Linked DNA regions of Mus musculus: all the other regions are linked to region 2. A link is a loop called in an ENCODE intact Hi-C map of the cell type or tissue named here. Cell type or tissue: heart. All regions are shown on one strand.

The links. A loop is a pair of places that touch in the nucleus more often than their neighbours do. Peaks named below come from ENCODE experiments on the same cell type or tissue, not always from the same donor. Only the 100,000 strongest peaks of a DNase experiment are listed, where the experiment ranks them.
Region 1: it touches region 2 in a loop (3-fold over the local background); 2 of 42 quality-filtered maps call a loop at or near these places.
Region 3: it touches region 2 in a loop (4-fold over the local background); 4 of 42 quality-filtered maps call a loop at or near these places.

The regions. Positions count from the first base shown.
Region 1 is chr14:32,675,136-32,683,135 of GRCm38, forward strand. All of the region lies in intron 1 of 3425401B19Rik (RIKEN cDNA 3425401B19 gene), which reads right to left. Among named protein-coding and RNA genes, the nearest start is that of 3425401B19Rik, 6.1 kb to the right of the region's middle. In heart, a CTCF peak has its summit at 4,261; no DNase peak of the experiment used is centred here; H3K4me3 peaks cover 608 bases; H3K27ac peaks cover 1,247 bases; H3K27me3 peaks cover 466 bases.
Region 2 is chr14:32,956,618-32,964,617 of GRCm38, forward strand. It overlaps Wdfy4 (WD repeat and FYVE domain containing 4), which reads right to left. Exons shown (of 59, transcript NM_001146022.2): 57 at 7,922-8,000; 58 at 4,125-4,236; 59 at 2,930-3,387. The coding sequence ends at 3,321. Among named protein-coding and RNA genes, the nearest start is that of Lrrc18, 31 kb to the right of the region's middle. In heart, a CTCF peak has its summit at 4,089 (motif pointing left); DNase peaks (open chromatin) are centred at 84 and 4,094; H3K27ac peaks cover 2,590 bases; H3K27me3 peaks cover 151 bases.
Region 3 is chr14:33,028,747-33,036,746 of GRCm38, forward strand. Wdfy4 (WD repeat and FYVE domain containing 4) reads right to left here. Exons shown (of 59, transcript NM_001146022.2): 41 at 201-349. Among named protein-coding and RNA genes, the nearest start is that of Lrrc18, 41 kb to the left of the region's middle. In heart, a CTCF peak has its summit at 4,889; no DNase peak of the experiment used is centred here; H3K27me3 peaks cover 18 bases.

The DNA.
Region 1 (8,000 bases), 280 kb before region 2:
GCTCTTGCATTCTCTGTGCAATGCCTGTCAGCCCTGCGGCTTTAGAGGTCCTTGTCTATGCTTTATACTTCTGGAGGGGATGGTCCTAGTTGGCTTGGCTTTTAGAGCAGAAATACCATATGGGTGGTTTAAGTACCAACACTGACGCTCTTATGTCTGGGAAGTTCAGGCTGAAGTTGATGAACACATGTGATTTGGTGAGTGCTGTATCCACTCCAGTAGTGACAAGCACGAAAGGCCCCGAAAACCTGGGCACTGTCCCGAGGCAAAAAGTTCACAGAAACAGTCTTCTGGAATCATGGCATACTGAATATACATAAAGAATGCTCCAATGTCCTTGCTTTAGTTGGTAAACGGATCTGTGTGCTTTCCCTTAACATTGCTTTATTACAAGTGCTCCTTGAGGATTGATATTTTGACATATAGCTAAGTTAGTTTCTAGGCAGTCCTTGATCCAACCTTGGGCATGGATAGCTAAGTCACTGCCCTACACAGAAATTTACCATTATCTAGGAAGAAGGAAGTTTGTGACCTAAAAAGGAACCAGAGTAGATACTTAGAACTATAGGTAGCTGAGTTACACCCATACACAAACAAGTATTTACAATGGCCTAGGGGGAAGGTGGACTATACAATAGACTAGAGTAGGAACTATGGCAAGGGCACGAAGCCCTTGCCCCTGACTTCTAAGATTAAGTGGACCTTAGGTGGAGCTGTTTTTGATCCCAGTAGTTAACATTGAGTTTTACCCCAGTTGGTTCCTGCCAGTTATTCCATATTTGTATTCCTTTGTTTTGTGTAAGAATCCAGTAACCTCCTTGTACCTTGCCGATGTGTCACCCAACTTCCCTATTTTCTTCTCTATAAAAAGTTTGATGCTCAATTTGAAAAATTACATTCAGATCCACACTCCCTTGTGTTGGGTCTGTCTGTCAGTTCCAGCCGACGCCTTGCCCACCTGCTCCAGAGAGTCATTCCATGCAGACAAGGAACCCAGAGGGTCTGCGGCAGGTGAGGCTCTATTCCTGGTTGTGAATGGATATCCTCTTAATCTATCTATACATGGTGGTGGTGTCTTTCTGGTCTTCTCTTTTAAAGGTACTCGTAAGGACTCTACCCTCTAACTAAATTATCCCTCACAGGCCAGCCTCTAAACACTAGCCTGTGTGGAATTAGTGCTTCAACATATAAGTTTTGGGGGGCACAAACATCCAGTCTATACCAGAAAACGATGAAATGGCCAAATGTGTGGGCTCCTTTAGGAGTTGGGGGAAGGTGGAGAGAAGCAGGGCATACACAGGGTGGGAGGCTTGGGACACACTTCTATATACGTATATTGGCTGAGTCACTGGTAGAATTCAGCAGGTTTCCTCTTCAACTTACACTGGGGAAAGCTTCCAGAGTCATTGCCTGACCCTTGCTTAAGGCTCCAGAGTCCTGGATCTGAACTATACCTTAACTTTATAGCCTTGGGTCCCTCTCTCTGGTGCTATGGTGACTTTCCTCTGCTTTCAGCCTGAGGTCTGATGGATGTGTCCCTGTCATCCCTTTCAACTTTTCAAAATCAGAGATGTAGGCTGTGCTGAGAAAAGGCTCTTGTGAGTGGCACCTCAAGCCCTTTCATTCATGCAGCCGTCAGTGCTGGAAGAGTACGTACGATAATGCTCCATATCTGGTGCTGGAGATACAGTCTGGACAGGGCTGATCTGAGACCAGAGTCCTTTCCCTGTGGAACTGGGAATCTTGGTATGGGTTGCTTTGTACTTTGGGTGGCATTAGTCTCTCTCTCTCTCTCTGAGGTTGTCAAGCATGTGTGTAAACACACAGCATTGGTTTGTAGAAGAGTTATTGTATCTGACTTTTTTTTTTAAACCTATGCTGGTTGGTGTTTTGTAAACTAGACACAAGTTAGAGTCATCTGGGAAGAGAGAACCTCAGTTCATCAAATTGGCTTGAAGAATGATTTATGAGGGAGGGTAGGCAGTATCACCCCTAGCAGATGGTCCTTAGTTGTATAAAAAAAGTAGGCTACGTAAGCCACAAGGAGCAAGCCAGTAAGTCACACCCCCTGTGCTTCAGCTCCTGCCTCTTGGCTCCTGAGTTCCATGAGTTCCTGCCCTGGCATCTCCCAGTGATGGAGAGTGGCCCGAGAACTATAAGATGACACAAAGCCTTTCCTCCCTAAGTCACTTTTAATCATGGTGTTTATTATAACAACAGAAAGAAAACTCATGATAGTATTCGAGGCCTGACCTGATTTGAGTAACCCTCAAGCTAGGAGCTAGGTGGTGAAAGCCAGGGACTCTCCAAGTGACAGGGCTCTAGTGGAGTATAGGCTCCTCACAGTGTTGGTACCAGGTTCCAGTGGCAGCACTGGCTTGGCTTACCTTTGAATCTTTCACTAGGTGCAATCACACATAAGTGGGTCTCTCAGCCCTGCAGCAGGAAAGCACCCAACCGACTGCCGGGATCTTGGATGAAGACAGCAGTTGACTAGAACTTGCCACACACGGGCACTGGCTATACTTGTGTTGTTTCTACGGCTGCCTCAGGCCTGTTGGTGGGGATAGCCTGGGGGGGGGGGAGGGCAGAGTCATTTCCATCACACAGCTCAGCTGCGTGAAGTTCATTCTGCCTGGGTTGCCAGATTAGTGTCTAGAGGGACCAGTTTCCCAGGCCTAGACCTGGAGCTGAGTCTGTAGATCGTGTACCCAGGACTTGAGGACACCGATTCCAGGCAACAGAGACCCAAGGAAGGACCCAGTCTCAAGAGAAATGAGAGGTTAGGGGGAAGGAGGGGGAGAGCTAGGCTGGGATGGAAGGGTCCCCTGCAGCCTGTCTCCTTTCAGCTTCTACCCTGGATCCCTGATGACCATGGCAGCATTATCCATTTGTTCTCTAGGTTCTATGTGCTGATTTGTAGACTGGCTCATTTCCTGATGGCAGCCCGATGTCCCCAAAGCAGAGCTGGGACCAGGTGTGCACAGCAAGCTTCGCAAGGTGCAAGGGAATCGGGAATACTTCTGGGCCCCAGCAGGCTCCAGCTGCGCATGCTTTTGAGTGGAGTCTCACTCACACGAGCTTGCCCTCCAGCGAGCAGCTGCACTCTCTCGCACCGGGCTTGCCTGCCTCAGACAGGGCAGCACGAGATGTCAGTCCTCTGGGTGCCTGGTAGACTTGGCCAGAGCCAAGTTTCTATATTCCTGCTGCATTAGGAAGAAGTTCATGGCATCGGCCTCCTGTTGGTGATGCTCCCAGCTCCACACCTCTGCAGGTGCAGATGCCAAGCTGCAGGGACCTCCATTCCCTTACATCAGAGGCAGAGCAGAAGGCCTCTGGACTGTCTGTGACCCCCTTCCTTGCGCTTTTGTCACAATGGGGACGAGTCCTGATCAATCTGTACTTCCCAAAGAGGACATGATCACTTTGCCAATCACCCAAACTGCATGCCTGATGCCAGGGATGCCACCAGAGGAGGGCCACACCACTTCTAAGACATGTGGGGTCCACCAGTACAGGCTTTTACGTGGGATCTTGGTGTGAGCCTAGCAAGGCTGCTTAACAATATAACCATGACAAAAGGACTGCAAGTCTTAGACCAAGGTTCTCAACCTGTGGGTCCCGACCCCTCTGGTGTTTTGCCGACTAAAATCATCAGAAGACACAGATGTTTCTATTACAACTTGTCATAGTAGCAAGATTGCAGTTATGAAAAATGATTTTATGGTTGAGGGGAGGGTCACCACAACATGAGAAACTTCATTAAAGGGCTGCAGCATTAGGAAGGTTGAGAGTTACTGTCTTAGAGCCTCAGTCTTCTCCTGTGTTGTGGAGCTGATGCTGGGTGCCCTGTGGAGGCATTCCTAGCAGGGCTTCTTGACTTAGCCACTGCAGACCAAAGTCCCCTGGGGGTAGGTGACATCTGACCCTGTTCACGTATACACTCTACGTTTATCTATAATTCCCTTCCACCTTCTCCACGGGCATCTACCCTGGACTCAGAACGCAGGAATCAGTGTTGAAAAGGAGCTGCAGAGGCAGTTCTGGGCCACTGGCAAGAGCCAGAAGCCTGGTTCTATGATAACATCATTCTGCACATGTCTCTTATCTGTCATTGTGAAATAGGGACTGTACAAACCACCTCTGTTTATACCAATTTTTATCTGAATGGGGACTGGAAACCTGAGGTCCCAACCCTATAACTGACAAGGTCAGATATGCTTCACAGAGAAAAGGCAGACTTCCCCTGGTGGCAGCCTGTGGGCAAGGTTGTGTGCTTGCGTGCTCACAGTCCCCATAGAGAACGTGCCTAGCACAGGAGCAAGACATTTACTTGTTAAAGGAATGAGTGAATGGATGAGAGACATTCTCACTTTCACCTAACATAAGGTTAACCCTACATGGCACCAAATATCATCAATAGTGATTGTTATTTAGCACAACAACTGTACGGGGTAGTTTACGAAGAAGGAATGTGGAGCCTAGAGTGGCTTAGTACCTGTTGGTGTGGGCTTTGGACTTGGCACTGCTGAGGGGGAGGGGCTCCCACCACATGTATCATGCATGTGAAAGTTTCCAGAACCTTCTAGGACGCCTGCACAGCTTAGCACCTTCTCAGCGCTGTAGCGCCCCTCGTAGCCCTGTGCTATGATTTCACACTTGAGTCTCTCAGGAGCTGATTTTAGGACCTCTGACCACAGGATGTCTTCTTCTCTGCACCTGCCTGCCCACCAGGCCCCAAAACATGAGATTCAAAGACTCTGCAACTCTCTAGCATCTTGTATAGACAATAACACTCCCTTAAGGGATTATAGTTTAAGAACACAACAGAATTTGGACTAACTTCTGTTTGTCTAAGACTCATTTGGTGCTGGCACCCCCCAGCACCCTGGCACCCATGGGAACCACTTTTGACTCTGTAGAGACTGTACAGAGGGGGTCCCATGCCTCAGACCTTGGTTACCTTGGCGCCATTTTTCGGCAGGCATTTGCTGATGCAGATGGGGATGCTTTCTCAGCCTCAGGAGAGGATGTGGCTATGTTAGGAATAGCTTACTACCTAGCAACCATCCCCTCTCCAGCCCAGACAAGGAAGAGCGGGACCCCTGGAAGAACCCAGAGTCTGCCAGGTTGGGTAGAGAAGTTGGCCCAAGCACTGCCTCTTCAGCGAAGCAGAGAGGGTACCAGAGAGTCTTCCCTGCCCTCTCAGAGGACAATTGCCTCCCCTGGGAAATGGAGAGCACCAGCACTCTAAGGGACCTCCTGGCCATCTGTCCTTGGACTTGTCTGTCTAACTCCTGATCTTCACCGTACACTTTGTATATATGACCTTGTTTGGAGTTCCAATTAGCAGGCTAGGTAGGCTTGGTACTGAAAAGTTTTAGATGGAGAAATTGAGACTCAGAGAGGTTGAAGAACTCCCTTAAGGTCATGGCCAGGCGGTAGAGATCAAACTTCAGGCCTACAGCTCTGTCTGACCAGTACTTCTGCCTCCCAGGCCTGTGAGCACTTGATGAGTTACCCGGCCAGTCCACCTCACCACCCTGACCTCTGCCCAATCAATTGCAGCAGCCCTCAACCCCCCGAGAGACTGTGAAAAGAACAGGTAGAAAGCAAAGAGCACCAATAGATTTGTATGAAGAGAGGATTCAGTACACAGGGATTCTCACCACAGGATGCAATGTGGCCTGGGTGTATATCTCAAGTTCAGGTCTACACTTAACCCTGACTCTAATGGATCAGGACAGCAGAGACAGAGATCTCCTCCACTGGCCTGGGGCTGAGCAAGACTTCAGAGGCGTCTCTTGGTCTTGAATAGGCTTCTTCCGCTGGCCTGCTCTGGTCGGGTTCTTCCATCCCTTGTTAGCTGTGCATCCTTGGGCAAGTTTTTTAACCTCTCTAAGCCTCAATGTCTGCCTCTATGAAGGGGATCCCAAGACTTACGATGCTGAGTGACCTCAACAATAAACCCAGACATACTAAGGTCTTGTCTGTTGGGAACATGTAGCTAGCTCCACTGAATGGAAGTTGTGGTGTGGAAACTGAGGACTGGGTGTAGCCTTGTGTATTTGAGCTCTGACCTTTGTCTTCTGCAGTATTTGGGCTCTACCTCCTGTGAGAGTCAGACGAAGGCAGACTGGTGGGTGTGTGTGTGTGCGTGTGAGTGTGTGTGTATGTGTGTGTGCTGTAATGATTCAGGCAGGAACAAAGATATTCTAAAGAGAAAGACACTTCTGCCCTTTCTTGGCTATCAGAATGTTGAAACAAAGGTTCCTAGGGGGTTGATATTTTCCCCCAGAAATCTAGTGCCAGTCAGAGAAAGATCTGGTCTCTCAGGGAGATTTTACACAGTTATGACAACTTAGACTGTCTTAGAGGACAGAGCAACAATGACCAGTCAATGGTTTTAAACCTCTTCTCTAAACTTAGGAGTCTCTTGTTCTACTGACAGAGCTAGCTGGGCATGCACATAATGTTTAAACTTAAACTTCATGTCAGAATTCCTAAATATGGCTTTGAGGATCACCGGGCCTCTTTGTTCCTCTTTTCAATGTGGCCACATTTGACTAAATCTCTTCTATTCACCAGAACTTGTTTCTTTAGTTGGCCCATTGAGGACAGGGGGCCAGGCCTTGCTTGTTAGAGCTGCCAATGGCCCATTGAGGACAGGGGCCCAGGCCTCGCTTGTTAGAGCTGCCAATGGCCCATTGAGGACAGGGGCCCAGGCCTCGCTTGTTAGAGCTGCCAGTGCCAAGGTTTTGACCCCCCCCCCCCACCTCCACCCCAAAACACATTGCTGCATGTGGCCTGGTAGTCTCAGGACAGCCAGCTAAGGGGCTGCTCCAATGTCACTTGCCCCTCCAAGGTGAGGCTAGGCAGTACCAGCTGTGAGAGCAGCTTCCAGTCATGGCAGAGAGGCTGGGGAAAGATCTGATGAGATTTGGGAACCCTGCTCCTAGATGCATTGACGAGGCCCAGCACTCCTGCCTTCCTTTGGGCAAAGGCTTTAAGATGGGAAATGGCCAAGGTGTTATCTGTCTCTCCACCTCGCCGTGCAGTTCCAGAAGAAAGGGACCTCTCAAAGAAAAACAAAACAAACAAACAACCCCCGCCCCCAACCAAACCAAACCCCAAAACCAAAGACAACAACAACAACAAAAACCACCACCACAACCGACTGCAGTATATCGTCGGCAGCTCCCACTGGAGCTGAGCGTGAACCCTGGGAATCTTGTCTGGGAGCCCATCCTGGATGTGCCCTTTTCTCACATCCTGTCTGAGCCGGACCTCAGAGGGCGGCGCGAGAACACTCTCCCAAGTCCTGAGAGAAGCACTGATGCTTGTTGGGTTCTTCAAACTCTTCTGCTGTCAGATCCCTCTAAGGTCGGCTTACTCAGGCCCAGATCAGAACACGTTTTGCTCCACTGCAGATCCATCCGCCACCGGAGGCTGGTTCTCAAGTCAAGAGCATGCTCTGCCTTCCCCTGACTCCAGGAGGCTGTGCACTCCCCATACTGTACTAGTCCCATATACAGCTACGTTCACGCGGATACTGCGGCTCACTGTGTGATGTGCTCAGCACTGGCATGTACTCCACGAGTTCCCTGGTGGGGCCTGATCTCTGTCCTCCATTGATCCCTTGGCTCCCCCTCCAGCCACTCCCATCAGCTCCTGTCATGCAAGCCCCTGGGAATCAACCATAGGCCAAGAGCCCTTGGAGTTTTCTCCGCTAACTAAATGAAACCCAAGATGGGCAGGGCACGGCGCCATACTCCTATACCCTCGGAACCTGGCACTTTGGAGGTTAAAGGCAGAGGATTCTGAGTTCAGGACTGGTTTATGTTTTAAAAACAACAAGCAAGAACAACAAACAAACAAAAATCCATGGGCTCACCAGGGCTATGGACTGGTTAGATTTGGTAAAATGGGGTTAAATCTACCAACAGAAACAAAGTCAAGACACACTCTAGCCTGCTTGGATCTCACTGAGGAACACCAGC
Region 2 (8,000 bases):
GCCTCTTCATTCCATTCTGTCATGTTTCCTCATGTTTGAAGAGGAGGCCTCCCGTGTACAGTGCCAGGACTGCTGAGAGCCTGGCTCCCATCCCAGCGTGCTTCAGAAGCGGCACAATCCAGTGCGCACTTCTGCAGTGGCCTCAGATGTAGTGTGGGGAGCAAGTCTACGTGCTATCCTCACCCCTGTTGCTCCCTGCCTCCTGCCCCTCTTCCCAGCCTTGTCACAGAGCTCCAGCACAGGGGCTGGCTCAACAAGACACACTAGTGAGTGAACGGATGGACACATTATAAAGTGAAAGCTTGCAGCGTGCCATGGATGTCAGCCTGAGCTGGCTCCTTCCCCAAGCATTTCATTGTATTTATGATAAGTCATATATCACAGAATGTGCCTTACTCTATATTCTATCATTTTATTATACACTGAACACTATTTCAATCTCGTGACAAGTCCAAAGACAGACACCGGGGTCCTGTTTTACAGATGCAGAAACAAGCTGCGGTTGGCAGGAAGTAGAGACGCTAGTAGTGAATGGTCCCAGACCCGTCACCTACTCACTTAATGGAGTATTTCCAGCTCTGTCTCAGGTACCATCTGTGCCTACAGGCTTTTCATGGACCCTGCTCAGACCTCGGCAAGGCAGCAGGGATCTGGATAATTGTCTCTCCTTGTCCCCAGTAGCTGATGCTCCTGCTTTGACAGACTTCAGTTGTGGCTGTGATACCAAATCAGCTCTCTCTCTCTCATCCTCCCCAGGCATCTGCCCTGTCTCCCCTCCATCAGACCAGGGTGCCTAGTACCATGTGACTGAATGACTGAGGTCACTTAGGTCAGCAAGAACCTCCTGCTAAAGCTGCCACAAATGCCTGGCCTTAGCCTCTACTGGATCAGGGCCTCTCGACCTCACCCCAGCTCTGCTCTGTCTTCTCTAGTCCCCCACCTCACCCCAGGATGATCTACTGCCGATGCCTCAGGAGTCTGCAACCCAGACTCATCTTCCAGGGTTCAGGGACATCTGTGTCCTCCTCTGGATCAGTATGAAGCAGTTTTCCTCCTGCAGGTAACATGCATCCAAGACCCCATTGCCAGGTGCCACCAAATCTTCCCAGATCCACAGCAGTGGCCAGTTCTCCCATCTTGTCCCATTCTCCTCCACAGTACCCTATCTTCCTGCAGCTCCTCCCCATCCTCACAGTACCTCCATCAATTCCATGGTATCCATCTTTCCCTGGCCACATTCTATCCTGCACACATGACACCCCCACACAGTTCTCCTCTAACTTCCTCCACACATGGAGGGTGTTTGTTTGGACTCCAGCTTGTCACTCCTGGGACCATCAGCTCTGAGCTCTGCCACACAATCCTTGCCTAGCTGACTCTTGGGGAGCTGCTCCCTAAGGAGGGCCATCTCTGATCCTTGCTCTCACTCACACTGCCCTTCATCAGCCTCCAGCCCCTGGATAAAGGCAATAGCTTCCACTTTGGTCCATTGGCTCTTCTTTCCTGCAGCCTGACACGCCCAGAGCCTTCGCAAGGGATACTGATGGATTAGTATCCATTAGAACTGGTGTCATTCTAAGAAGATAGTAGGGTCCAGACAGGCAGAGGGAAGGCCACACAAGGATGCAGGATACAGGAGAAAGTGCCTTCTACAAGTCAGAGAGGCCCAGAAGGAAATGAACCTGTCTGCACCCTGGCTTTTGACTTCTAGCCCCCAGAATTATGAAATCATTTCTGTCACTTAAACTACCCAGCATGGGGTACTTTTACACCCCTGAGCTAACTGCAGCTAGAAGGTCGCCTGTGCCTACTCTATAGTATGGGATATCGTTTCTTATCACCTCGAGTCTCCCTTGTTTGCATCGACACCTTAGCCCTAAGACTCTAGCATGAAGACCCAAGCTTGTCTCCTCTTGTAGTTCAGACCCAGCAGGAGCAGGTTGAGGCTAGGCTGGCAAATCCCAGAACTATTTGATAGGGGGTGAATAGAAGCTAAAACTCTTACAGAATGAGTGGACTGAAGGCAGACTTTTGGCCAGCATACCTTTCGACTCTGTATAAATGCTAAAGATTGTGTTTTGAAAAATGCCTGCAGGCCCAGCCCTGATATTTATGGCATGCCTCTTGGCCTTCCTAAGGAGCAGTATTCTCTGCTGTTATATTTATAGCCCTCCGTGCAGACCCAGCCGGACAAGGGATTGCAAATGGACTGTCTGCTAATAGTGCATGCAGATGATGTGGGAAGTGGCATGATCCTTGATCCCAGGGTCAGACGAGAGCCCTTCCCATCCGGGGAGGCTGTCCTGGACCAAGGAATAGGCCCCTCCCCCAGCTTCCTCTATGCTGAACCCTAGAAGTTTACAGATACATCAGGATGGCCGGCCGTGCTCTTTTGCTGTTTCCGTGTCCACACACTGCTGCTCCTTCCTTAATATTTATCTTTAGGTCGACTTACTACTCCTTAATGGTGGGATGACTCAGAGCCATCAGACACCAAGTTCATTTTCCTACCACCCCTAAGCCCGGAGGACAGACAGCCACCAGAGCCTCTCCGGGCTTAGAGAAACATGAGGTGCCATACCCCTACTTGGGCCCTATGGGGGAAATGTCAGGAAAAGGACTGAGGAAGGCTGAGGGATTTACTCAATCCCTATTTCTCCAAGATGAGCAACGGCTCAAATCAGCATGAGGGGCACAGTGAAAAGACGGACAAGATGACCAAGACAGGGCCTGACTGGAAACCGCTACCTGCTTTTGTTGAGGTAAAGTTGAGGGAGGGATGCCCAGGCCTGGTGTATTGTTCTACCTGACACTCCTGCCAGGTGGCAGTCACATGTATGGCCTGTGGTGAGCAACAGTCTGCCCGGCAACTCCTCTCACTCCCAGGAGCCTTGCTGACGTGTAAGAATTCAGATGAAACCAGACAAGGTAACGCTCAAGCAGCCTTCCATTAGGAAAATGGAGTTTTAATAAAATAAAGACAGTGGGGTGGTTTCCATGAACCAATACCCACCCCCTCTTCTTTTCCCAGTGCAATAAGCCTTGGTGAAGTGAGCCACGTAGAAATTTCCCATGCAGCGTCAGTTTCCAGCATCAGTGTCTACCAAGATCCTTCTTACAGAAGTCCCATAGACTACAGACATGTTTAGGGTACACGGTGCAAACCATCAGGGACTCCTTGAGAACTGTGTGGAGTGGAGCCCCCCCAAAACTTGCTCTGGTTAAGCAGCCCAGGCTACACATCATCTTGTGCCTGTAGCCTGTTGCTGCCGACCCCAGGGCTCCAGGCTTTCAGGTCGGTCCCTCCAGCTCCTTGTCTCCTACCCATCAGCAGACCAGCAGAAGATTCGCCCCTTCTCATCGCCAACCAAGAGCTTGCTCTGGTTCCTTGGGAAGATCAAGAAAAGGTAAGAGTGCTGGAGGCCACTGCATCAGAGCCACACACCCCAGCCAGCACTCGGGAAATCACAGGATGCATCCCCAGCCCAGGCAGAGCAATCAGCATGAGCTCCAGGGAAGAGCATAGGCCCATGCTTCTCCTGCTGCCCCGCCCCCACACCACCCCATGTAGGCCAGCCTGGCATCCAGAACACTGTGCACTTCCTACACCAGGCACTGCAGAAGGCTACTGCAGGCCAGGGAGTGAAGAAAGAGTGGAAAGTCAGTTGCTCTTGGGACTGCAACCCCTTGGAAGAATTAGCTGGATCACCATGACAGCTAAAATAATAGCCCAGGGTCAACTTTGAGACTACTCTGCATTGGCTAAGAGACTTCATAAGGCATTCCCCCTGCCCCCCCCCCCCATGTACCACGGTCATCCTGAGCATGTTAGCATCACTAGTGGGATTCAGGACAAAAGGACCTCTTTAAGACAAACCTACAAATTATAGTTCTCTACCATTTGCGTCTCTTTGTGAATCTATGCATACTCGTGACATAGGGATCAAGAAGAGCACATGGGGATTAGCAACAAGATGGGCCTGCCTGGGTCCCTGTAGTGATGTGATCTCCCTGGGTCTGATCATTGAGAACCCAGCTGGAAATGTTGGGACTTGGCTAGGTTGGCTGTAGCGCCCTCTGCTGGAGTCCTGGAGAAAGTTCCTCGGCTCATGGGCTGCTCTTACCTAGTGATGGCCAGAGCTGTCACAGCAGGACTTGCCTTGCTGGGCTTGCCACTCAGAGCAACACTGACATCCAGCTCTCGGCTCAGGGCAAGATTCTTGGCCCACTTGTGACCTGTGGAAAGTGTGAGAGAGGAAAGTTAGAGCATTGGCGGCTGCATGCACAAAGCCTGTGCACCCAATACGTAGGACCACACAGATACAAACATTTATATTTGTGGTCAGCAACTTGTTAAATTGAGGGGGAAAATATATTTAATCTTGGCCTGTGCTGTTGCAAAAAAGGGCCGTCCCAATTTAATTTGCAGGCTGTGATAGTTACATGTGCTGACGTGCCGTGGTATCCATTGTGTACCAAATTGGATTTGTGTATTATTGCTTTCTAAATTGCATGCCTAGTTCAGCAAAATTGTTCATCAGTGTTTACTGGCTTTATGCTTAATAAGATGCCCCACAATACCTTGCTGCCAGGGTGTAATGCTGCCTGTAATTGCCTAGTAAAAATAAATTACATAAAGTCTGCATTATCAACTTAGCTAAATCCTCTCACACCCAACCAATAATTAAATGCTGAGAGAATTTTCTCAAAAAAAAAATATAACTCAATGATTGTTACCTCACTCATTCTAATGACTGCATTTAGAGACAGACAGTCATTCCTTCGATGTGAAGGGTGAGATGGAGAGACAGCAAGTGGGCATGGCCCAGTGAGAGCACTTCATCATCTCGGGACCTGACTGCTGTTGTATCCCCGCCCCAGCCTTGCTGAAATGGCCTCCTCTGGGTGGGGAAGACCCAGTGCAACAGGGAACACATAGGATCTGAGTCAAGAGTGCTGTCCATGGATGGAGACAGACACTTGGAAATCCTAGCACAAGTCCTAACACCACTCCCTTCCTAAGTCGGAGACTAGGGGCCGTTTTCCCAAGCAACCGTGCTCCGGTGGGCTAGTTCTTCCCACAGATGATGAATAAATGAGTTCCAGGCAGAAATTAGATTACAGCTGCCCACAATGCATATCCTCGGTATGTTTACAGATCTCCTTCCTTGCCCCTGGAGACATTGAGGGTGTGCAATAACATACACACCAATAGGACACATATGCAAATATTCACATGACACATGTAATTCTGATCCCTTTCCAACAAAACGGTTTTGAGCATTGTGACGAGGGCATCAGGCTTCCTTAGAGCCCTCCAGTGGGTTACGTTCATAAATCTGCTCTAAGATTCGTTGACTTTAACAGAGATTCTATCAGATTTTTTTTTAACTATTTGTGCACTACTTTGTCTTTTAATCCTATCGGTGACCCCAATCCGGAAAGCCTACTTGCTGTCGATTCTGCAGGGCAGCAGTGACCTCAGGTCAGAACAGACAGCAGAGGAAGGATGAGGGTCCTGAGACTTCCTGTCAGCTAGAAACGATCTTGTAATTTCCCTAACGTCAACATCGCTGTGTTCACAAAGGAGAATTTTTTTTTTGGAATCCGAGGAATGAATTCTGTGGAGTGGATTCTTATCTGTCCGTCGTTTCTCGATGCCCTGTATTCTACAAGATTGGAATCACAGGGAATATTCTTAGCTAGCAGAAAAGAAACAGGACCACAGCAGCTGTGGAATGGAGTTGGGTCTACAGCCTGGTCCCCTTCCAGTTCTTCAGACCACGTGACTACTTCTGTTTGAGCCAAACAGAAGCTGGGGGCCCATTGTCCCCGTGCTGAGAGTCTGTGAGCTGGGATGAGTTCATACTTTAGGAATATGAAGGGGGCAGGTGATCTTGAGACTAAGATGACATTCAGTGTCACATCTGTGACTTGTTTCACAAATAGTCAAGGGAAAAGGATTCCTGAGCTGGCTCCTCCCATGGGACAGAAACAGGATTGAGGGTATGTGATTGCTGCTCTCAAAAGAAGTGTCCAGTTCCAGCACACATAGCTATGTGCTCTCTCTCACACTCATCATGAGATGACTCCTCATGGCCTCAAGCACCGGAGGGACCAGGACACTGAGCTGAACACAGTTCTTGGTCTTTTGATGTTTATGCTCTGACTCAACCCAGATTATGACAAATTCCTAGAAGTGCTAAAGGAAGGGATTTTGGGTATCAGTTGAATGTAGGACACAGTGGAGCCCCAGCAAGTTCTGTCTGTTTTCTCGGGAGAACTCACAATGAATGTCTGCATGAATCAGGGAGGCACAAAAAATGCAACAGAGGTAAACTAATTGAAAATGACCACCATGCCCAAAGTATCCCCCTGAGGTTGGAAAAAGTCCCCTCCTGTGGGCAGTAACAGGAACTCTTGGCAGATTTGGGGACTCTCCAAATATAGTAAAGCACTTCTTCCTTCATGGGTCAACAAGAGAGACAGCTTGGTGCTGGACCATAATCTTCTGAAGTTGGGGCTGAGCAGGAAGGATGTTTGCAGTGAAGACAGGGATGGTGGAAGGGATAACTGAGTAGCTAGAGGTGCAGTGGTGTCGTTTTGATGATGAGGGCTTTGCCTGCCTTTGTAGCAGAGGGGCTGGTGAGGGCGACTGTGTGATCCTGTTTGAAGTCAGCATCACCACCGCTGCTTTAGTGGCAGAAGTGGACATGGTGGCAATCTTTGGATGACTTTGGGCAAGTTACTGAGCCTCTCTGTGCCTTGGTTTCCTTATCTCTAAGTTGGGCACCTTGCTATAATCTCCTGTTCAGCACTGCAGTCAGAAAGGAGAGGACACATGGAAGGGTTTTTGGCAGAGTGTCTCATGCTTTAGGACATTGTCCCCCTGTGATAGCCTTGGTGGTGGAGACGGCAGATGGGTTTTGCACTTCAGTCTCACCTGTCACATGAGAAGAGGGTTCTGCCATAGAATAGTGCTCTCTTGTTTTTTGTGCATATCACCTGGGAATGTGTGTGACACATCCAGCCCAGGAACTCTGAGCTTTTTCAGTTGGTTGGTCTGAGTCCCAGGGCAGGAAAGAACATTTATACTAAGCCTCTGGCTGAACTGAAATGAGGCATAATGAGGGCTATTGGGGCATCTGAGGCATGATAGGTCTGCCTCCTCCTCACTGGGCGTATGGCACCTTTCTTCTGCTTACAGGTTGGCTGTCTAGATAATTAACCAGCAGTACTCAGGTGCTGGGTTGTGGCTTCCAGGACCATCAGAGAACATCAAAGGAGAACATGTGGATATATATACCCACTAAGCCCTGGGGCCCCTGACACCCACCATATCCTAGTCCACTGGTCCAATAGAGACTGCAGAGTCCAGCAGAGGACTCAACAGAGCTTCACATACTGCTTCCTAGTACCCCCAGTCCTTGCAGGACACAAACTATTCTCTGATGCCCCCCCCCCCACCCCGTCATGGCCTGGATCTGAAATGTCTCTCCTAGGCTCATGCGGAGAATGCTCTGACTCCAGCCCATGGGACCGTTTTGAAAGCACTAAAGAGGTGGGGACTGTTTGGAAGAAACGTGTTGTCTGTCAGTGTCACACCCAGCACCAGTCCTGGTCTCTCTCCTCCGCTGCATGGGAACACTGCCATTTCACATTCCAATGCCACAAATGCCACCATGCTTTACCCCCCAGTGAGAATGCCTGAAACCATGAGCTCAAATAAACCTTTCTGTCCCGGAGTTGTTTCTGCCAAGCAGGTATGGTATCACAAAAATCAAAAGTAATGTGTGTAGTCCTCGAGCTTGGCAGCACTTCCCTGCACTCTGATGCACCATGTGGGGCTGCAGCCCTGGTGCCGAGGCAGGGGGAGAGGCGTACAGGAGGGCAACATGAGTCAAGATCTCCAAGCAGGTACCTCTGGGGCTTAGGGGCTCCGTGGAGGGCTCCTCCATCACTGCCTGCCTGGGAACAGGCATCTTCACGTCCTCTGTCTT
Region 3 (8,000 bases), 72 kb after region 2:
CCTCAAGTACTAAGACACATGGCCTGGCAGGGGAGACATACAGGGCTGCCATGTTGCTACCCAGCCCATAGGCTGTCTTTGGAGAGTCATCTATTTTATTCCATGGCTCTAAGCCTATGATAACCAGTAGGAAGGGGAGAAGAGGAAACCAGAAGTAGGCAGGGCTTGGGGGAATCTGCTGGGGGAAGTGGAGAACTCACTTGGATAAGCAGTGGTGGGTGCAGTAGACATCGCCTGTAGGAGACAGAGTAAAGTTCTCACAGATGTAGAAGTGATGCTGGCCAAAGAGCAGGATCCCCTCTGAGACCAGGTGGCCCTGCACAATCACCATGGGGACCTTCTGTGACACCTGGAGGGAGAGAGGGTGCCAAAGTCAGACCGCGTGCCTGGGAAACACGCCACGCCCGTGATTTTTATGAAGAACTCACAGGACAGTTGGAACTGTCAGTGGTAGTGGCTTGCAAGAATGGCAGGCTACACAATCTCAACCACAGCCCATGTGGCACAGTGATACCATCATCCCATGTAGTTTTTAATCTACATATGGACACAACCATTCTTATCAATCCATCTGGGTGTCATTTAATATATATATATATATATATATATATATATATATATATATATATATATATGTATTTAACATATACATATGTATCATTACACCATTTCTCCCTTCCCTTTCATCCCTCCAAATCCTCTGATATATCCCTCCTTACTCTTTTTCAAATTCAAGACTTCTATTGCTATTAATTATTGTTTTACACACACACACACTCACATGCACACATGCGCATGCATACATTTATGCATACATATTTTTAAATACAACCTGTGTAATTATGCAGTCTGTGTAATGTTACTTTTAAGTATGTTTTCAGGGCTGATAATTTGGTATTGAATAACCACTTGGTGTGCTCCAACAGGAGACTATTTCTCCTGTTCTCAGCAGTCCTTAGTTGCCAGCAGTTCTTTGTGTAGGATTGAGCCTCGTTTGCTTTCTCCTATCCCCATTAGCACATCTATTGTCCTTGTCCTTGTTGGATAATGTTTAGGTCATCATGTTGGTGAACTTTCTAGGAGTATCTTCTGGCCCTTCCTAGGAGACACATACCACAACAAATTCCCTGATTCTCTGCCTCTTACAATCTCTCTGCCCCCTTCTTCTGCCACATTTCCTGAGCCTTATGCTGGGGAGTGTTTTGTAGATGTACCACTTGGGACTCACTGCTGTGGTTCCTAAGCATGTCAAAGTTGTTTCTCTTCTGTTAAGCTCCACGACAAACAAAGCATTCCCCAGTTCATATCAAGACAAGTTTTACTGGGGACAAAAACTTGCCCAGGTAATAGCCAATGAATAGCTGAGCCAGGAGTAGAACCAAGGTATGTTCAAAACAAGTGTAAGATTGGTACTGCTGTCTCTGTAAAGCCAAGGCAAGCATGGGTATTGAATGTTCATTGTCCATGTAGAACCTTGCTCCTGGACCGCAGGCCACACTCCTTCACTGACAGAGAGCACCCGGGGCGCCAGTGACAAGTTGCCCTCAACAACAGGCCAACATGAATCATGAGACTAGAGCCCCTTTGCCTCAATTCAGAGCCACTGTTTGGGTGTGATTAGCTCTGCATTACAACCATCCTGGGTCAGCTCTGACTTCCCCACTCCAAAATACTCCCTGAGAGCATAGCCACATGGAGATTCCAGCTTGCTTTCCAAGGATTCTGACCTGTGACAATGCAATGACTTACATTCCAGCAAGAATGAATAAATAATGAATGAAAACCAAAGGGACTAAGAATAAGGCCAGCGTCCATATTGTCTCCAAGTATTTCCATCCTTACAAATGCAAAACTGAAAGGCAAGGGTGACACACACCTATAATGCCAGCACTAAAGTGTGAAGGGGCAGGGGTGTCTGGGTGAGATTGACCCAAGTATGTGTGTAGTGTGTGTGTGGTATGAGTGTGCGGTATGTGAGTGTGTAGTGTGTGTGTTGGGGGGGTGGGTAAGTGATGTGATATGTGTGTGGAGTGTGAGTCTGTGGTGTGTGTGTCTGTGGTGTGTGTGTGTGTGGGTGTGTGCATGTGTGTGTCTGTGGGGTGTGTGTGTAAGTTGGGGAATGATCTAAAGGCTGAATGTGACATGTGTCTGTATTCCCAGTACTTGGGATTCTAAACCAGGAGGATTAGTTGCAAGGCTTGTTTGAAGCCAGGCTGCACTATAAACCCCATCTCTAGAACTAGATAAGTAAGCCACGGTCACAAGCACTGTGGTTTGAATGTGGTTTGTATCAGCAAAGCCAGAGCTGAGGTTCAGTTCCTGCAAACAGCCTGAGCTGATGAGGCCTTTGGAAAAGGCAGTTAGGGCTTCACCGTAGATTCAATCAGTTTGCTATTTGGTGGACTCAATGGTTAGGTTTGGTGGATTCAGGAGTTTAATGGACCCAGTGGTTTAGTTTGGTGGATTCGGTGCAATGAGGTTTGGGGATGTTTCATCTTACAGTGAGTTTACAAAGATTAGAGGGGAACCAGGCTAGGAATCAGGGGATGTCTGGCTGCCTCACAAAGGCCTTCTGAATGCAAGCCCCTCTGGGCTTTCTTTACACTTTTCTGTCTTTACATAAGTGCCATGTTTCACACAGTTACCTTGTTACAGCTAGTCTGCAGCCCACTGCAGGGCCCCTTCCTAATGACCTCCTGTAGACTTGTCTGATTTTTACTATGTTGCAGGATATTTGACCAATCTTTTATAGATTAAATTGCTTTCAAATATTTGGCATACCAGAGCTGCCAAACTCATTGTGAATTGGTGGGTACAGCAGAGGAATAAAGTTCTATTAACAAGACTGGAGGTTCGGGGTGAGGATGTTTTAAATTCCCATAGCTATTGCCAATTGCTCCCTTGTAAATCAGCACTAAATTTATGCCTTGCCACCGTTGTTAGGAAGGTGCTACAACTTGAATCCAGTTTGACTATATTTTCCAAGAACTCAGTCTAATGCCCATTGTGAGGTAAGAGGGTATAAAGGAGGGCCTTTTGGATTCCCTCGCATGTGTGGTATATTTATTGTATACTTATAATATGTAGTATAGTAGTATATAAAGAATATCATCAGGGTGAAGCCTCTAAGACTGGGTGTTTTCCTTAAAAGAATATCAGAAGAAAGACACACATTCACACATACTCCCTTTATCTTACATGATGCCCTGTGTCACCCTGAGACTCTGTCATTTAGAAGATAATCACCGCATACGAGCCTCCAGCCATTCAGACTCATAAACCTAAAGAAATCTCTTTTCTTCATAAAGCACTAAGCTTCAAGTCCTTTAGTATAGTATCACAATACAGACTGATAACCTAGAGTTATGCCAGGCTGCTTCAACTATTTTTTTTCCCTGTATCTTTTACAGGTAAAATTTGGAGGTCCCATCCCCAAGTTCATAAGGTGACACCTGAAGCCACAGCACCAGCCCTGGCATAGGCACCCCTAGAACATCTCCCCTTCCCTCGATGCCATCCCCATTAAACCCTCCACAGTTCCGGCAGCGGGGCTTTGGCTCACATGCCACAGTCTGATCTGATGCTTCCCTTTGGGAGGCTTAAGTAACAACCAGAATAAACCAAACCACAAGAAAAATGTCTAAAGAGAGCTGGGTTAATAGCTTAAAAATTGATTCTGCTAGAAAAGAAATGGCATTTTAAAATCTAGAAAACGAGCCCAAGTGAACTATTACCTGCTCTTCCATTTAAATGAGCCCTGAGAGGGCTCCATCCGTGTTTACTCATGACTAAGAAATCCCTCATGCCTTGATGCTATCGATCACTTCAGACAAGGGGAACTTTTGCTTCTCCAGGAGAACTTTTTAAAGACCTGCTAGATGATGTATGGTCATTCCCAGTGGGTGGATAACTAAGAAAGTAAATATCCCTCCATCTGCGGATGGTGGTGACCAACAGGTTGTCTGGAAAGCCGGAGAGGCTGGAGATAAAACACGAGGGACAACAACAACCGGAGTCACGGAGTGTCAGCTTGTAAGAACACATGGCCCCAAAGCCAGATCTCAGTGATGTGTCTAGGAAGGGCAAGGGAAGCTGTCGGTAGCATAACTAGTCTATAATCTTGTGCGGCACTAAAGTGTGTAGATGGAAAGGCTGAGGCCCAGACGGGTCAGTGGAAGCAGCCATCATTGGAGAGGCCCACGTCTATTTTCTCTCTTCTGTTTCAGGTGAACAATGTAACTCTTTCCTGGGCCCTCAGTTCATGCTATTAGGACTAGCGAACAGTTCAGGGACAATCATCCCTTGATATCCTTGGGGACACTTCTAGAACCTGTGTCCACTGTCACCAAATTTCACAGATACTCCAGTCCCTTCTGTCTCTCCTATTGCTTTAAATCATCTTTAGATGATTTATAATACTTAATATCATGCCAGCACTGTCTACACCGCTATACTGTGTTGTCTAGGGAAGAATGGACAGATTGGAGTCTGCAAGAACAAGAGCTCAGTTCAGACACAATGCTTTATTTTATTTTATTTTATTTGCTTCACAGGTGGTAGAATCTATTGACAGCCTCTGAGGTTATGAGGGTTTAATTATATACTTAATTTTCAAAAATATTGCTGAGAAAAACTAAATTAAAACTACCAAAAAGGGACAGGCTACCAAAATCATAATTGGGTTCGTTCCCCAGAAAACTCTCTACTTTTTCTAAGTGGACCACAATTACCTTGAGCTTCAGTCACACTAGGAATGAGAGCAAAGAATCCTAAAGCAATAGGTTCCACTAAGTTTGAGTGCCTCAACGCAGCAGCAAGGCAAAGAAGAGCAGCGCTGGGTCTCTTTAAGAACTCTCTCCCAGACAAGGAGCAGGAACGCCCCCTGCCTGCCTACCTGTGCCATTTCCACAGAAGCAATGAAGCCAAGCCTCCCTCCTCTCTCTGCAGGCTCTGGGGACCAGGTGGAAAGACAGTGACTTTGACACTGTTTGCCTACTCCAGTGTAATGTGAAACATACCACAAATCCCAAAGATGGTTCAAAGCACAGCGCTCACCCCCGCAGTCAATGAGGATATGTATTAGCAATTCACCCACAGTGTATCTAGCAAGGATCTCTGAGTGTTATAAACCTGGATTTGAGGGTCTGCTGAGATTGCAATACTACAAAGGCTCCGTGTTAAGGCTCGGTGGTCAGCTGGCTGATGGGATAATGGTCAGGGGACTGGATGATGAGGGATCTAGCCTAATTAATCAATGTATTAATCCACGGATGAACTTGTCATTTTACGCCTTACTGAGATCTGAGCTCTAGTTGGAGAAAGTGAGTCACTTTGGGCCTTTCCTTTGCCTGGCTGCTCTCTCTCTCTCTCTCTCTCTCTCTCTCTCTCTCTCTCTCTCTGTGTGTGTGTGTGTGTGTGTGTGTGTGTGTGTGTGTGTGTGTTTCCTGGTCACCAGTGAGCAACCAATCCCTGCCACGTGTTTCAGCCACCATGATATTCTCCCTTAGCTCAAACCGAATGCAGCAGAGCCAACACCTCTACTAAATGTAAACTAAAGTAAATCTTTTTTTTAAAAGTTGTTTTTCCCAAGTGTTTTGAAACAGTGACAAAAAGCTAACTAAGAGATATGTCCTGGAAACAGCAGAACATTGAGTCCTAAAGGCTGCTGCACAAACCTCATCCTCCCAGACCACTTTCTAAAAGTTTCATTCTAGCAGGTGCAGAGTTGGGGCTTAGAAGTAGCATTCTGAGACCACACCTAGGAGATGCTGGTGTAGATGATATGAAGAACACTCGTTAAGAAGGTGAGCCAAGGACACCAACTAGGCAGAGAGCAAAGCTGTTTCATGTGATCTAAGGGTATTGCTTGGAATACACCTGTCTATTGGTTCCTTCATTCATTCAATCTTGCACAGCAGTATTAGCAAATGCCCCACTCACTGGAGAAACAGAGGGAATGGAATCATGCCTTCAAGAGGTTTATGGTCTAACCAAGGCCGCTGTACAGCTAAGATGGGAAAGGACAGGCATTTGAAAGTGCAGTGAAGCCTATGTCTAGCATAGGCTGCATGGGAGAGACTAGGTCACAAAGAGGTAATCCCAAGGCTGGATTAGGGTTAACATACATACATACATATATACATACATACATACATACATACATACATACATACATAGTTAAATATGTGTGTGAAAGAAGCACTTCTGTATAATTAGGAAAAGGGCCAGCCATGCACATGCATACATGTGCACATATGTATGCATGCATATATATGAGCTTATGCATGTACAAAAATGAGGAAGGCAAGTTATAGGTCAACTCAAGGATCACTTTGTATAAAAGGTATGTTGCAGAGGGCCTCGAAGGCATTTATCAGGGATGATGTAGACAGCTGTGCTTTTTATCAAGTCCTAGTGATTCACTCAAACAGGCAGTTCAGAAACAACAATGTTAATACCCTCGTTAGCCTCCTGCAAGCAGCTTTCGTTAAAAACACCTGGGAAGAGCTTGTGAGCGATGCTGTCCAGAGCAAAAACTTCTCCCTTTGATCTGGCTATCACAGTCCAAGTCGCATTTGGCATTCAGTTTGTAGGCAAAAAGAATTCAGTTGTTTAATTTGCCATGGAATCAAAGATAATAACAAACAGCAGAGAGAATCTAACACTGGAATGGAGTTCTAAGCCTGGATGGATCCAGAAGTTTCATGGGAGGGTATGACATACTACCCCCAGCATGGAGTGACTGACGGGCCCACAATTAACATGCATTAAATCCACCACACAAACAGCAAATGGAGCTGTTTGCAGAGAAATGTGCTGTAGTTCTGGGAATCATTAATCAATGGTGCAAAGGCAGCGCTGAGTAACAGAATAATTACCGTCCCAGGTATTGCTGGAGGCAGCAAGGGCTCAGTTGATCACACAAGGAAATGAGTTCCGCTGAAGCCACCCGGAGTCCCAGGGCTGTGACAGCCCTGGGTCTTGGATAGATTCTGCAACTCCAAAGGTCTCAGCAGAGACAGACCACCAGGTTCACTAGAAGGAATTTATGCCCTGGGGTCTCTAGGAATAAGAATAAAGGATATTGGGGGCGGGGGGAGAAGGAGACTCTGAGATGCAAACATGATTACATTGCCATGTCCTGTTCTAGGAAATTTGGAAAATGTGGGAGGTCTGGTGTACTGTGAAGACAGGGGCAAACTTTATATTTGCTTGAGTGTGTTCATATTCTGAAGTCCCCAGACCCACACATCCCACCTCAAACTCTAGTTCCACGTTTGACAAAAGCAATGGTAGACCAAGCAACATCACAGAGGATGAGGGATAAGACCATGAATGAGCGGAAATAAGGTCGCCATACACTAGTGATCAGGCATGGCAGACTAGAGATAAAGTCAGAGTATGCTGAGCCCGAGGCCATGGTGTGTAATGAGAATATTCGTTTCCCATAACGTAACAAAACCCAGGTCTGTTAGGGGAATATGTTTTTGTTTTTAATCCCAGGTGTGGGATACGGGGCTACTTCCTATTGTCCCCAACATCTGACTATGATATTAGTCTTGTGCACTGGCATTTTGCCAGCTGAAGATAGTTCACGTTTGAAATTCTGGGGACTCTTCACAGGGTATATAAATGCCCGGGCCCTGAGAGGCAGACGTTGCTGCTCCTCACTGTGCTGTTTGCTGCTTGCTGGATTGCTGGTTGCTGGTTGGAGATATCCTGACAACAAAGACCAGTCTTGCCTCCAAAAACTCAATGCCCCTAATCAGCAGGAAGTAGTCTGACAAGATCAACACCCTCTTTCCTCTCCAACCTTTCTCTCCTGCCTGGGGGGGTCGGAAGGATGGGATAAAGTTTGGGAGGAGGTGGATAAAAGAATCCAATAAAGTAGCCAAAAGTCCAATTTCAGTGATAAGACTCTGGTAGACCGGGGATGAGGTCATTATAGATCAGAGCTAAGGCCACAACAGAGCAGGAACTATGTCCTGGAGACTATGCAT